Linked DNA regions of Homo sapiens: regions 1, 2, 4 and 5 are each linked to region 3. The links are chromatin contacts, found by Hi-C or POLR2A ChIA-PET in ENCODE. All regions are on one chromosome and are shown on one strand. The core of a region is the stretch at or near the end of the contact, and the rest is flanking DNA. Distances in the headings are between cores, read along the strand shown.

Evidence for each region. A loop is a pair of places that touch in the nucleus more often than their neighbours do. ChIA-PET counts read pairs that join two places held with the same protein, here RNA polymerase II (POLR2A). Pooled maps may share reads with other maps.
Region 1: a pooled map shows a loop between it and region 3 (22-fold over the local background). The contact joins the promoter of NDUFB7 here to the promoter of PRKACA in region 3. A Hi-C loop is called at or near these places in 1 of 168 maps with a recorded cell type or tissue (gastrocnemius medialis) and 7 of 50 pooled maps. POLR2A ChIA-PET finds 5 or more read pairs at or near these places in 1 of 52 experiments (H1).
Region 2: a loop to region 3 is called in a pooled map, with 3 times the contacts of the local background. The contact joins the promoter of ADGRE5 here to the promoter of PRKACA in region 3. A Hi-C loop is called at or near these places in 4 of 50 pooled maps. POLR2A ChIA-PET finds 5 or more read pairs at or near these places in 7 of 52 experiments (CD4-positive, alpha-beta memory T cell, GM12878, WTC11 and 4 more).
Region 4: a loop to region 3 is called in a pooled map, with 9 times the contacts of the local background. The contact joins the promoter of ZSWIM4 here to the promoter of PRKACA in region 3. A Hi-C loop is called at or near these places in 9 of 50 pooled maps.
Region 5: a loop to region 3 is called in a pooled map, with 4 times the contacts of the local background. The contact joins the enhancer-like site here to the promoter of PRKACA in region 3. A Hi-C loop is called at or near these places in 1 of 168 maps with a recorded cell type or tissue (gastrocnemius medialis) and 9 of 50 pooled maps. POLR2A ChIA-PET finds 5 or more read pairs at or near these places in 2 of 52 experiments (BJ and activated B cell).

The regions. Positions count from the first base shown.
Region 1 is chr19:14,570,669-14,573,368 of GRCh38, reverse strand. NDUFB7 (NADH:ubiquinone oxidoreductase subunit B7) reads left to right here and starts at 1,303. Exons shown (of 3, transcript NM_004146.6): 1 at 1,303-1,480. The coding sequence starts at 1,369. RefSeq lists an enhancer at 1,082-1,371.
Region 2 is chr19:14,380,135-14,382,834 of GRCh38, reverse strand. ADGRE5 (adhesion G protein-coupled receptor E5) reads right to left here and starts at 1,391. Exons shown (of 20, transcript NM_078481.4): 1 at 1,290-1,391. The coding sequence starts at 1,311. RefSeq lists a silencer at 1-42.
Region 3 is chr19:14,116,419-14,119,118 of GRCh38, reverse strand. It overlaps PRKACA (protein kinase cAMP-activated catalytic subunit alpha), which reads left to right and starts at 1,357. Exons shown (of 10, transcript NM_002730.4): 1 at 1,357-1,617. The coding sequence starts at 1,572. LOC124904642 (a long non-coding RNA gene) reads right to left here and starts at 905. Exons shown (of 2, transcript XR_007067144.1): 1 at 1-905. RefSeq lists silencers at 737-1,296, 1,707-1,776.
Region 4 is chr19:13,793,993-13,796,692 of GRCh38, reverse strand. ZSWIM4 (zinc finger SWIM-type containing 4) reads right to left here and starts at 1,250. Exons shown (of 14, transcript NM_001367834.3): 1 at 892-1,250. The coding sequence starts at 1,044. RefSeq lists an enhancer at 587-656 and silencers at 897-1,106, 1,127-1,616.
Region 5 is chr19:13,845,171-13,847,870 of GRCh38, reverse strand. No RefSeq gene overlaps it. Among named protein-coding and RNA genes, the nearest start is that of MIR23AHG, 3.6 kb to the right of the region's middle. RefSeq lists silencers at 1-30, 1-120 and an enhancer at 701-880. Within about 2 kb of position 1,369, at least 41 of the 41 ENCODE cell types and tissues checked have a DNase peak (open chromatin) inside an H3K27ac peak, as active enhancers do; they include gastrocnemius medialis, where a contact is called at or near this core.

The sequences.
Region 1 (2,700 bases), core at 54-2,553, 450 kb before region 3:
TTTTTTTTTTTTTTGTAGAGATAGAGTCTCCCTATATTGCCCAGGCTGGTCTCAAACTCCTGAGTTCAGGCGATCCTCCCATCTCAGCTTCCCAAAGCTCTGAGATTACAGGTGTGAGCCACTGCCCTGGCCCATATTTTTTTTTTTCCATTAGACTGTTTTTCTGTTCCATTAGACTGTAAGCTTGAAAGACAGGAACCACGTCTGCCTTTCTGTCTGACCACTGGACCCAGCATACCATACAGTAGATGCCTAATACATGCTTTGTCAGACTGGGGAAAAATATATATTAGATATTAATATTAGATATTAATATATTTTAAAATTGTATAAAGATTGCATATATATATATAATTTATTTGAAATTTCAGCTTTAAATAATTGTTTTTGACCAGGCACAGTGGCTTACGCCCATAATCCCAACACTTTGAGAGGCTGAGGCGGGAGGATCCCTGGAGCCCAAGAGTTCAAGGTTGCAGTGAGCTATGATTGTGCCACTGTGCTCCAGCCTGGGCGACAGAATGAGACCCTATCTCAAAAAATAATAATATAATAATAACTGTATTTATGAATAACTTTTATTTAAATTAAATTTATCAAAATCTTTCTTGGACAGGCACTGTGGCTCATGCCCGTAATCCCAGCAATTTGGGAGGCTGAGGCGGGGGAATCACTTGAGGTCAGGGGTTCGAGACCAGCCTGGCCAACTGGCGAAACCCCGTCTCTACTAAAAATACAAAAATTAGCTGGGGGTGGTGGCGGGCGCCTGTAATCCCAGCTACTCAGGAGGCTGAGGCAAGAGAATTTGAGCCCAGGAGGTGGAGGCTGCAGTGAGCCGAGATCGCGCCAATACACTCCAGTCTGGGCGACAGGTACTGTGTCTCCAAAAACAAAAAATTCTTAAAGTGACTTTATGCAAAATTACATACATTAACGATATAATAGATATCGTGCCTTTTTTAAGAGAAATTTGAATGTTTTCAAAGAAAAAACTTTTTGGAAAATGATATGAAAAATAATTTTAATATGTGCTTTAGCCTCGGGCTACCAGAAGAGCCCCAGATAGGGTCGAGGGAGGCCTCAGTCCCACACCGTCCCCTTCTGCCCCGCCCAGATGGATTTCCAGGCTCAGGGAAGTCCCCTCTCGGGTCCAACCATATCCTGCGAAGAGACACAGCACCTGTCCCGCCTCCGCCTGTCCGCGAGGTGACGCCAGGCGGACCGGAGCGATCCTCTGGAGTCCTTCATCTCTATGATCTCCGCAGCTGCCTAAATGACCCGGAAGCTGTGTCTGACTGAGGGGTCAGTGGTTCCGGGTAGGAGCTAGGTGACCCTCGGCTGCTGCAGGGATCTGCAGCGACTGCAGCCATGGGGGCCCACCTGGTCCGGCGCTACCTGGGCGATGCCTCGGTGGAGCCCGACCCCCTGCAGATGCCAACCTTCCCGCCAGACTACGGCTTCCCCGAACGCAAGGAGCGCGGTGAGGCCCAGTGCGCAGGCGCAGCCAGAGGGCGTGGGGCGCGGGTGCCTGAACACCTGGCACCCCAGGGCTGGCACCCCAGGGCTGGGCTCTAACCTCAGGTGTTGTATCTGGGTTTGGGTCTAGACTAGGAGTCCACAGGACGTGCATGACCCCACCTCAGTGTGGAGGCGTTCCAGCCCAAGGGCACGGCTTGAGCAAAAGCCAGGGAGCAAAAGTGAGGCGACAAGTGGGGGTTCGGGCAGGAATGCGACGCGCAGAGCTGGGTCGAGTCTTTTTTTTTTTTCTTTTGAGACGGAGTCTCGCTTTTTCTTTCAGGCTGGAGTGCAGTGGCTTGGTCTCGATTCACTGGCAGCCTCCACCTCCCGGGTTCAAGCGATTCTCCTGCCTCAGCCTCGCGAGTAGCTGTGATTACAGATGTGTACCACCATGCCCAGCTACTTTTTTGTATTGTTAGTAGAGACGGGGTTTCTCCTTGTTGGCCAGGCTGCTCTTGAACTCCTGACCTCAAGTGATCCGCCCGCCTCGGCCTCCCCAAGTGCTGGGATCGCAGAAGTCAGTCACCACGCCCGGCCTCGGGCCAAGTCTTGGGGGACGTGGGGAGTCATGGGAGGGCAGGGACACGTTCATTGTACCCCCTTCCTGATGTCACTGCAATTGTGGGGTATGCACAAGGAAATAAGGAAGATTCGAGCTGCAAATACTGTCCTGCAAAGTGCTTTGTTTTGCTTTGAGACGGGATCTTGCTCTGTTGCCCAGGCTGAGTGTAGTGGCACAATCACAGCTCATTGCATCCTCGACCTCCTGGGCTCAAATGATCCTCCCGCCTCAGCCTCCCGAGTAGCTGGGACTACAGGAGCGCCCCAGGATGCCAGACTGATTTTTTATTTTTTGTAGAGTTGGGGGTCTTGCTGTGTTGCCCAGGCTGGTCTCAAACTCCTGGGCTCAAACGATCCTTCTGCCCAGCCTCCCAAAGTGCTGGGATTGAAGATGTGAGCCACTACGCCCAGGATGGTTTTTTGGTTCGTGTGTTTGTTTTTGCTTTTAATGTAGTAATATCACAGGCATACCGAGCACCAGCTCTGGGCCACGTCCCACATTAGGCACCGCGGATACAGCAGGGAACTGGAGGGATGCAGGCACTGTCTCCAGAGAACTCAGCACAGTGGGAAAGATTGTGGAATCAGGCAGAGCTGGGGGTGTCAAAGCAGGCTTCCAAG
Region 2 (2,700 bases), core at 142-2,641, 260 kb before region 3:
ATGGGGGCGAGGCAGGAGAATCGCTTGAACCCAGGAGGCGGAGGTTGCAGTGAGCCGAGATTGCACCATTGCACTCCAGCCTGAGCGACAAGAGCGAGACTTTGTCTCAAAAAAAAAAAAAAAAATTTGTTTTTGGTAGAGACAACGTCTCGATGTGTTGCCCAGGCTAGTCTCCAGTCCCTGGGCTCAAGAGATCCACCTGCCTCGGCCTCTCAAAGTGCTGGGATTGCAGGTGTGAGCCACTGTGCCCAGCCAACACTTTTAAAATGCTGTTTACCTAATTCTTACTGTGAACCAGGAATAGTTTGTGTCCTAACTCACTCATCCCTTAAAACAATCTAAGACGGAGACGGGTTGTGCTCCATTTTATAGATGAGAAAAGTGAGGCGCAGAGGCTCTCTGACTTGGCCCTGGTGACACAGACAGCCAGGGCGTGGAACCCTTGGGAAGCCAGGTCTTGGCAACTGCCCCCAACAAGTGTGCCCCCAAGAAACCCAAGGTGGGCTCTTGTCTCTCACTCTCAAGCCAAGGCGGGGTGCTGAGCTGACACCTGCCACTTGGGGCTGGCCCAGGGAAGCTGTGTCCCTGTGGTCCAGGAAGTTCTGGTTTTTGCCCCAAATGTCATTTCTTCACTCTCTTTGTTGCCCCGTTGCTTAGGCAACGAGCTACCCTGATAACCGTTACAGTCACCTTGGGTGGGGCGGGAAAGGGAGTCCCAGGAAGTCACAACAAAAATCAAATTCAAACCCAGAACCAGGCAAAGTCCCTTCGATCCGCAGCTGAGCCCCAGCCAGGTCTGCGGGGAGCAAGAACTGGGGTCTCTGGGGGCTGCCCCTGCTGCTGAGACTGCGAGGGACAAATTGGGGGTACCTTGCAGTGGAGAAGTCCTGGCTTCTAGCTTCCCCACCCCCGCCCATGTCCTTCTATGCGTTATATTAAGCACAGCGGCTCTCAGGGTCCCAGCACTCACTTTTTGCCCCTTTCCTTCCCCCGTGCCTCAGTTTCCCCTCTTAGGGAGCAGATGCCAGACTGGCTCCAGTAGAAAGCTTGAGGATCCCTCCAGGCAGGGTAGCAGGCTCCAAGAGCACCCTGGAGTTCCTGCCGGGGTGTGGGGGTGCCCAAGCACCACCAGCCCCTCTCGCCGTGTGCCCGTGAGTGCCTGCTTGACCATGTGGCTTCCTCTATCGCAGGCCCCACAGACACCAGCGGCGCCTCCCGTTTCTCAGACGCAGCCAAGGGGTCCCGCTGGAGCTTCCTCGCCCCTCCCAGCGGGGCCCCAAAGTACTTACCGAGAAAGACGCGGCCTCCCATGGTTGGAGCTGCCGGCAGGAGCGGCAGGGGAAAGAGTGAGTGGGACAGGGCTGTCCCGTCTCCACAGGCTAGGCAGCTGTGCAGGCTGTCCCGAGGCCAGGACTTTATGAAGGAGGGGGGGCGGACAGCCGCTGGCCCAGGGCCCTCCCCGGAACTGGCGGTGCAGCTGGAAGCCAGCAGGAAAGTGCAATAAAAACACAGACCCAGGGGCGCTGCATACACACACACACACACACACACACACACACACACACACACGTGCACTCAGTAAGAATGAAGTGCAACCTGCTTTCAAAAACCCTCTGCTAGAGTTTCCACCATGTGGCTCTGACGAACCCTTTGGCCTCTGTGTTGGGGCTGGCTGCTCTGAGGGGAAGGTGTGGCAGCCGGGCGGGGCGGTCTTGCCTGGGGCCACTTGGCTCTTCCCTGGGCAGGCGCAAAGGGGTCTTGTCAGAAATAGCTCTGGACGCCCACGCTGGTGGGACTCGCCCTGTGCCCAGAGCTTTGGCATGCCAGAGTTGGCAGAGCCTGCGTCCCAGCTGGCAGAACGTTTCCCTGCCATTTTCCAGATGAGGAAACAGGTCGGGTGCAGAGGCTCGCACCTGTGATCTCAGCACTCTGGGAGGCCGAGGCAGGAGGATCGCTTGAGCTCAGGAGTTTGACACCAGCCTGGGCAACATGGCGAAACTCTTGTTTCTACAAAATAAATAAATAAATAATCCAGGCTGGTGGCAGACATCTGTAGTCCCAGCTACTACTACTCAGGAGGCTGAGGCGGGGAGAATCACCCGAGCTGGGGAGTTTGAGGCTGCAGTGAGCTATGATGGTGCCACTGCACTCCAGCTTGGGTGATAGAGTGAGATCCTGTGTCAAAAACAAAAAGAAAGAAAGAAAACTGAGGCATTACAGTGTCCACATAAAAGCCCAGGGAGGGAGAAGGGGCCCTCTTCCGATGCCAGGCAGGTGCCAAGAAGAGAAGCTTCACCGCACAGAGCAGACCTCCTGGATCTTTCTGATCTTTCTAAGCCAGTTTCCCCCTGTGGGAAACTTATATTTCAGAGGCCTCTTCGTTAATCAACAGAGAATCATGTGATAGGAGGGTTCTTTCCTTTCTGGATAAATCACATGATTAGCTTGTCTCTTGAGCTACCTCATAATTTTTTAAAACGCTATTTTTTGGCTGGGTGCGGTGGCTCACACCTGTAATCCCAGCACTTTGGGAGTCTGAGGTGGGTGGATCACCTGAGGTCGGGAGTTCGAGACTCAGCCTGACCAACATGGAGAAACCCTGTCTCTACTAAAAATACAAAATTAGCCGGGTGTGGCGGCACATGCCTGTAATCCCAGCTACTTGGGAGGCTGAGGCAGGAGGACTGATAGAACCCAGGA
Region 3 (2,700 bases), core at 108-2,607:
TCCCTGGAACTGTGGTTGATCTGGGAACATGGGGGCAGACAGCAGCTGGAGAAGGTGGAGGCTATTCAAGTCGAAGCAGCAGATCGGCTTGTAGTTAAGCCCAGCTAGCCCTTCCGAGTCGGGGTGACCTGGCTTCTCCCCTCCCCTGACCCTCTCTTAAGTGCTTCTCAATCAGGAGCAGTTCGGCCCCGCAAGAGCACATTCACCAATGTCAGGAGACAGCGGTTGCCACAGCCAGCAGGAAGATAGAGGAGGGGCTACTGGCATCCAGTGGGTAGAGGCGGGGGATGTTGCTCAACACCCAGTGGTGCACAAGACACCCCCCAGCAGAAAATGATCCAGCCTCACCGTCAGTAGTGTCGCAGTTGGGAAACCCCGACTGTCCTCTGCTAAGTGTGTACTGAAAGAGGATCCTGAAGGAAGGGGCAGGTTCCCTTCGCATTGCCCAGACAGGAAATACAGACGGGGAACAGGAGCAGGGAATCTGCCTGGCTGTACCCCAGATTCCTCATCTGTGCAATGGGAGTGATGATGGTAGCACCTACGCGATGGGAGTGTGGTGCGAAGGAGCGTTAAGTGGGTGCCAGCTCTTACTACTGGCAGGAGCCCAGGGCTAGGGCCCAGCAAAGGGGTGGACACTGAGCGCCCCTTCCCAGCCACCCCTTGCGCCGGGCCCGGCATCCTCCTGAGTGCGGCTGGGAAAACCCAGGAGGCCCCGCGGCCTGGCCCCCAAGCAGGCCTGGCCTCGGCCGCCCAGCGCCAGGCCTTATGAATGACGCCGGCGGCGGCCGGGCGACCTCTGACCCGCGCGCCGGCCGCGCCCCTCCCCCGCTGGCAGGTGGACAGCGGCTGCGCCGGGCAGGCCGCGGCGCCAACTCCGGCTGGCCGACAGCCGCTGCCGCACTGAGCGGGGGCGGGGGACTGCGGCGCGCGCGGGGCCGGCCGGGCGCCCGCCGGGGCCGCCTCCTGAGCCTCGGAGCGCTGCGCGGCCGCCAGCCAGCCTCCGCCGCCCCGCCCCGCCGGCCCGGGCCCGCAGACTGCGTCTCCGCCCCGCCCTCTCACCCCCGGATTGACACTGAGCGTTCTGCTGGGGGGCTTGGCGGACCCGGCACCTCCGCCAATCGGCGGCCTCGCAGGGCGGACCCCGGGCCCAGTCCAGCGTCTCGGCCAATCGGACGCGTCTGCCCGCCCAGCTGCGGCCTCGCGAGCGAGTGAATGGCCGAGAGTCCGCGGTGCGTGTCCCGAGGCTGAGAGCCTATAGTGGCGCGGGAAGGTCGCGGGAGGGCCAATGGGAGGCGGCGCTGAGCCGTCAGTCAGGGCGGCCTAGGCCAATGAGCGGCGGGCTGCGGGGGCGTCACAGACAGCGGCAGAGATCTTGGGCTGAGGTTCCCGGGCGGGCGGGCGCGGAGAGACGCGGGAAGCAGGGGCTGGGCGGGGGTCGCGGCGCCGCAGCTAGCGCAGCCAGCCCGAGGGCCGCCGCCGCCGCCGCCCAGCGCGCTCCGGGGCCGCCGGCCGCAGCCAGCACCCGCCGCGCCGCAGCTCCGGGACCGGCCCCGGCCGCCGCCGCCGCGATGGGCAACGCCGCCGCCGCCAAGAAGGGCAGCGAGCAGGAGAGCGGTGAGTGCCCGGGCTGTGACCCCGATCTTGGCCCTGCGCTGCCAGCCCTGGCCTTGTCCATCATCGCCTGGCCCCTCCCCCTACGGGGCCCCTCATCCTCTCTGCCTACCCCCCAGCGCCCCTTGCCCCGGCCTGTCCAAGGCTGGGGCCCGCGGGCCCGCAGAGTACCCCCTGTAGGGGTCCCCTTCCCCTAGGGCCGCCCCATGCTGCAAAGACCGTGCTCCCCCCCAGCTGTCACTGCCAACCATGGCACGTATGACCGCTGGGGCCCCACATGGGCCCCTGTCACCAGCCTACCCCCTCCTTTCCTGGCCCCTCTTCCCAGATTCTAATCCCCCCACTTCCTCACTCACCTCTCTCACCTATGGGATCCTCTGCCTGACCCCGACCCAGGTTTCTACCAGTTTGGGAATGCGATGAGGTCTGTCTGCCTCCACCGCGCAGGGACCTTGGCCACTTGCTGACCACACCCCTCCCCCCTCCAGCCCCCGCCATCTTTCTCCTGCCCTTTCCCTCTTCACCTTAGCACAGCCCCCCCTTCCAAACCCATCCTGCCCCCTGAACATTTCCCAGAGCCACCTCCAGCATTATTTTTTTCTTCTGTGTCACTTGGCATGGGGGACAGGATCTTTCTGGGTCCCTCTGCCTCTCTCATCCTGTCACTCTGTCATTCTGCTGCTCTGCTTGTGCTCCGTCCTCCAAGCAAGCGTCTGTCCCTGGCTGGGGTAGCAGACTGTTTATGAACGTAGAGAATTGCTTCAGTGCTTCCAAAGCCAAGTTTGAGCTGGTCTTGTTGGGATTCATTGCATCCTCTTTCCTGCGTTGGGGTAAGGGGGTGGTGGCAGAGCCCCCTCTCATTTCCTGTCTTGCAGTGAGCTCTAGGCTCCATGGAGGGCCCCTCAATAAATGGTCGTTTCACAACTGAGGCTCCGTCATTCACCCAGTCCCTGGGGCTTCTTCCACCACTCCTGGCTTGGGATGAAAAGTGTCTGGGTTTAGCGAGGTTCATTCGGTTCTAACTGAGATGGTCAGAAAGAGCACTGGGGAGGAGGAGGCAGTCAAAGAGAGTAATGGGTGACGTCT
Region 4 (2,700 bases), core at 1-2,500, 320 kb after region 3:
ACAGAAGAGAGCTTCTAGGTGCACCTGTCCAGGGACCACCACCCAGGCTCCGCCCCTGCTGTTTTCCTATGGGAAGAGATAGGATAGGTCAGGGGGATGAGGTGGGGAGGAGGAGGGACCCTGGCATTTCAGTAATCCCTGCGGCAAGCCAGGAGAAGACGGGCAGCCCCGAAAGAGGAATCTGGAGGAGTAGAGAGGGGTCCCCAAGGAACAGGTGGAATCTGGAGGCTCGAGGGCAGGAATGAATGGGGAAAAAAGGGGTGTCTTGAGCTGGAATCTGGAGAGATGGGGGAGTTATTTACTTGGGGTGTACGGTAGGGATCTGGAGAGCAGGAATGGGGTAGTGTGAGTCTCTAGAGGCTACGATGGAGGGAGACAGGGTGTCCCCAAGCGGGGGGCCGAAGAGAGGATTGAAGACTGAATGGGGTGCCCTGATTGGCGAATAAAGATGCGGTAGGAAAAGAGGGGTACCGTTGGGGGATAAGGTGGGAAAAGAGGGGTACCGTTGGGGGATAAGGTGGGAAAAGAGGGGTACCGTTGGGGGATAAGGCGGGAAAAGAGGGGTGCCCAGGGTTGTAGGCGGGCCATGGGGGCCAGATCTCAGAGATCTGGGGTTGGTAGGAGAAGAAGGAAGTGTCCTGATTTGGGATCTGGGGCGCTGAGGGGCAGAGATGGCAGAGAAGGGATGGGGGTGGGTTACTGGGTTTGAAGGACAGAAACAGGAGGATGAGGGGGTGTTTCCAGGCAGGGTTAAGGGTCCTGGGGGTGGAATCTCAGGGGGTGTCTCTGATTGGGTTAGCTCTGGAGTCTGGGGATTGTGGGGGAGGAGAAGACAGGTGGGGAAGGTGCTGGGGGTGCGTCCCTGCCCCCGCCCCCTTCCCCCGCGGTCACCTGCTCGAAGGCCCAGCTCTCGGCTACCCGCTTGGCGCTGAGGTCCAGCAGCGCCTCGGGCCGGCCCCGGCCACGCGCGGCCCCGGCCCCGGCATCGCGCTCCTCGGGTCCCGCGGGGCAGCCCCGGCTCCGCTTGGCCGCGGGGGGTTCCATCCGGCCCGGCCGGGGCCAGGGCCGGGGCGGGGCCTCTTTGGGGGGCTCGGTCCGATGCCCGCTCCGCTTCGCCGGCTCCCGCGCCCCCTGCCCTCCTTCCCGTCCGTCCTCTGCGCTCGGCCGCCCCGGGACCCCTACCGCACCCACCCCCGACCCGCGCCGGGCCGGCAGGGTGATGCGGCCCCTTTAAGACTCTTCACAACAATGAAGCTGCTTCAGCCGCCGCTTTAGCTCCGCCGTCGTCCCGCCCCCACCGCCTGTCCCTATTGGCCCCCCCTCGGCCTCCTCGGCCCTCCCCCGCCATTGGCTGCGCCGCCAGACCCGTGTCCAAGCCTCGCTGCTCACTCGATGACTGCGATGCCAGTCTTTTCTTGTTTACCCAACCAGAGCGCACAGCGAGGGGCGCTGTCAATCACGGGGCGCCAGAGGCCAATCAGAGTGGGAGGACCCCCGCGGCCCAGGCCTTATGCGGAGTTTCGGGGCGGGCCCGGGGTTCATTCACAACATTCCTCCCCCGCCTCTCTTGGGCTGGACTGCGCGCCCCAGGCTTCTGGGGCTGCGCCCACACACGGCTTTGTTTACTGAGGGTCGCTTCCGGGCGCCGCGAGGGGACAATCAACATAGCCCGGCCGGTGAGCGAGACAGAGCAGCGGGATCCCTTGGCAGTGGCTCAGCCCCTCGTCCCTCCCAGCTGTGCGACCCGAGAAACTCACTCAACCTCTCTGGGCACCGGGTCAAGTTTTGGTTCTTGTGGGGGCGGAGGGGTCGCAGGCTCACTGAGGGAGCTCATGCGGGCCGCGGACCCCCTCTCCAGAAACAAAGCTCGGTTAGGGGGTTCATAGGTCATCCCTTGAGCCTCAAAACTAGTATAGTACCCCGCCCCTCCTTTCCATGCCCTAGATACTATCTTGGGTCATATGAAATTGCTAATTTTTTTTTACCATTTTTGGCCTGTTAAAATGGCAATTCCATGAGGTTCACCCTAACACTTAATCAAACCCCAGCACCTCTGAGCATTTTTTCTGACTCAGCTTGTGTAGGCCACCGTCTCTGGCCTGGAAGCTGGCCATGGCTTCCATCACCCGTTCCCGTCCCGGCTCCTTGCCAATGTCCTCAGAGGACCCTGCATTTTTCCTTCCTCATACTTCTCACCATTACCATTTATTTATCTGTTTCGGCGGTTTTTTTTTTTTTTTTTTTTTTTTTTTTTACGGAGTTTCACTCTTGTCGTCCAGGCTGGGGTGCAGTGGTGCGATCTCGGCTCACTGCAACCTGCGCCTCCCGGGGTCAAGTGATTCTCCTGCCTCAGCCTCCCGAATAGCTGAAATTATAGGCGCCCACCACCACGCCCGGCTAATTTTTGTATTTTTGGTAGAGACGGAGTTTTGCCATGTTGGCCAGGCTGGTCTTGAACTCCTGACCTCAAGTGATCCACCTTTGGTAGTTGCTTAATTTCAATCTCTCCCTCTCCACTGTGAGCCTCAGGAGGCAGGAGTTTGTCCCATCTGTGCTTTACTGTACCGGCAGCACCTGGAAGGTAGGCGCTTAACCTAGAACTTGTTGAATGTACCAACCAACACATGCTTTGCCTCCATTCAGTTAAATGATAGGCACAGCAGAAAAAAAAAAAAAACAGTGATTATCCACTCATCCATA
Region 5 (2,700 bases), core at 120-2,619, 270 kb after region 3:
GTCTGCGCCGCCGGCAGGGGGAGGGGGCGGGTTATTTTTACCTCCCTCCAGGCAGCCGGGGCGACAGGAAGTGAGCGCGCGGCCCGCCAGATGTGGGGAGCCAGGGAGCTGGGAACAGCCACAGCTGGACTGGCGGCCGGCCGGGAGCGGGGTTAGGGGGGAGGGTGTGTGGAGGGTGGATCCCCAGGCCTCCGGTCCCCTCTTTGTTCCCCGCCGCCCCAGCCTCCCCTCCAAAGACCCCTCGTCCCCATCCCCCGCTCATGTGGGTCGTGGCCTCGCTGTCCCTCATCTGGGCGCCAATCCCCTCGCTGGCTCGAGGGCTCTCAGATCCTGGGCAGGGAGGGGGACCCTGCCCCTCGCCCCAGGGACCCCCAGGTCCCAGCAGAGTCGGGGGTAAGAGGGGGAGACGGCCTCTCGCCGGCCCCGCCTGCCACCGCCATTGTTTACCCGTCGGCTGCCTCCTAGGAAACTTAACCCGCCCGCGGTAATTTTATTTGGGAACTTCGGCCAGTTGCCATAGCAACCCCCAGTGACGTCAGAGGGGCTGGGGCCCGAAATCCCCGGGAAAGTGGGGGGGATGGGATGGGGGGGAGACCCCCAGAAGGGCTCTCCTTAACCCTCTGCGTACCAGATCCCAGCCAGGCAGGGACAGCCAGATGTGACACTTCTTGGGTGCGCCCCCCCAGTTCTGGCCTGGGGCCAGGTCAGGGTGGCAGGCCAGGCCTTGATGTCATCGGGAGCTGGGTGGGTGGTGAGTCATTCCTGAGGTGGGGGCTGGGCCAGGCCTGGGGTCTATTCCTGTCTGACCTGCCCCACCAGTGCCCTTGAGCAATACTGGGACCCTTCCCCGGGGATTTCAGGCACCTGGCTGGGAGTCCCCACAGATCCCTGGGACCTCTCTGCCCTTCTGAACCATTATGTAGGTAGACAAAGTCTTTCCTGGTGCTCCAGACACCAGGCAATTGAGTTTGTCACGGTGAGCTGGGGCCACCGTGTAATGTCCTTCTCCGGATGTGGGGAGTGGCTGGTGCCCTGGTGAGGGGGCAGGGATGTGGTGGGATCCCGGCTCAGTCCATAACACAGCTGGTCGCCAGGGCAACAGGAGGCAGGGGCCCTGACTGGCATGGGGGTCACTGCCGCCAGCCGGGGGCTGGGCTGGGAGGAGCCACTCTAACCGCAGTGACGTGGGACTTCCTCGGCAGGGCCTGTTTGATGTCTCTGTGTGTGGCGTTGCCATGGGGCCCAGCAGGCAGCCCTGCATGTGAGCTGGGGTGACCTGTGGGCCGGCTGGGCCTGTCAGGGTCCCTTGATCCAGGTGTACCTGGTGTATCACTTACCCTCTTTCTACCTGCGATCAGCACATCACACGTCTCACCTCAAAGCCTGGTAACAACTGCAAATTGCGCATTTTCAGCCCCATTTTTCAGCCGACAAAACTGAGGCTTAGGAAGTGTAATCGCCTGGCCCCAAAGCCATCCCAAAGACATCCAGCTAGAAAGCTGGGGTGTAGGGCCTGGCGCTGTGGCTCACACCTGTCATCCCAGCACTTTGGGAGGCTGAGGCGGGCGGATCACTTGAAGTCAGGAGTTCAAGATCAGCCTGGCCAATATGGTGAAACCCTGTCTCTACTAAAAATAGAAAAATTAGCCGAGCATGGTGGTGCACGCCTGTAATCCCAGCTACTTGGGAGGCTGAGGCAGGAGAATCGCTTGAACTGGGGAGGCAGAGGTTTCAGTGAGCCAAGATTGTGACAATGCACTCCAGCCTGGGCGACAGAGTGAGACTCCTTCTCAAACAAAACAAAACAAAACAAATCTTTGTTCTTCTTCCATTCCACTCCTCTCTCTGCCTCCATGAAACCGGTCTGCTTTGCTGGTTTTCCAATGTTCCAGGCACCGTCCTACCGCAAAGCCTGTGCACTGGCCGTTCTCTACCTGGAACTCTCTTCCTCTCGATGTCTTCCTGGCTTTTCCCTCAGTGCCTAAAAGTCTTTGTTCAAAGTCACCTCCTCCTCAGGGAGGACTTTCCTGACCTAACCTCCACTCATTTCATCTCTCATCTCTCTTGCCTTTTTCTAGATTACCCATAGACTTTCCACCCAACACATTTTATATATATATATATATATATATATAATATAATTTAAAACAATATATATATAATTTTTAAACATATAGACACATAATTTTAAAATATATATAGATATATAATTTTTAAATATATAGATATGTAATTTTTAAAAATATATATAGATATATAATTTTTTTTTGAGACAGGGTTTCCCTGTGTCGCTCAGGCTGGAGTCCAGTGGAGCAATCTTGGCTCACTACAACCTCCGCCTCCTGGTTCAAATGATTCTCCTGCCTCAGCCTCCCGAGTAGCTGGGTACAGGCGTGCGCCACCATGCCCGGCTAATTGTTGTATTTTTAGTAGAGACGGGGTTTCACCATGTTGGCCAGGCTTGTCTCGAACTCCCGACCTCAAGTGATCAGGCTGCCTCAGCCTCCCAAAGTGCTGGGAAGACAGGCATGAGCCACCGCTCCTGGCCACATTATATATCTTTATACCTATCTATCTGCTTATCATGTTTGTTTCTCCCATAGATGCTGGTCCCAAAAGTACAGGGATTTTTTTTTCTGTTTTGTTCTCTTCTGTGTCCCCAAATGCCCGGAACAGAGCCTGACATACATACAGCAGGCA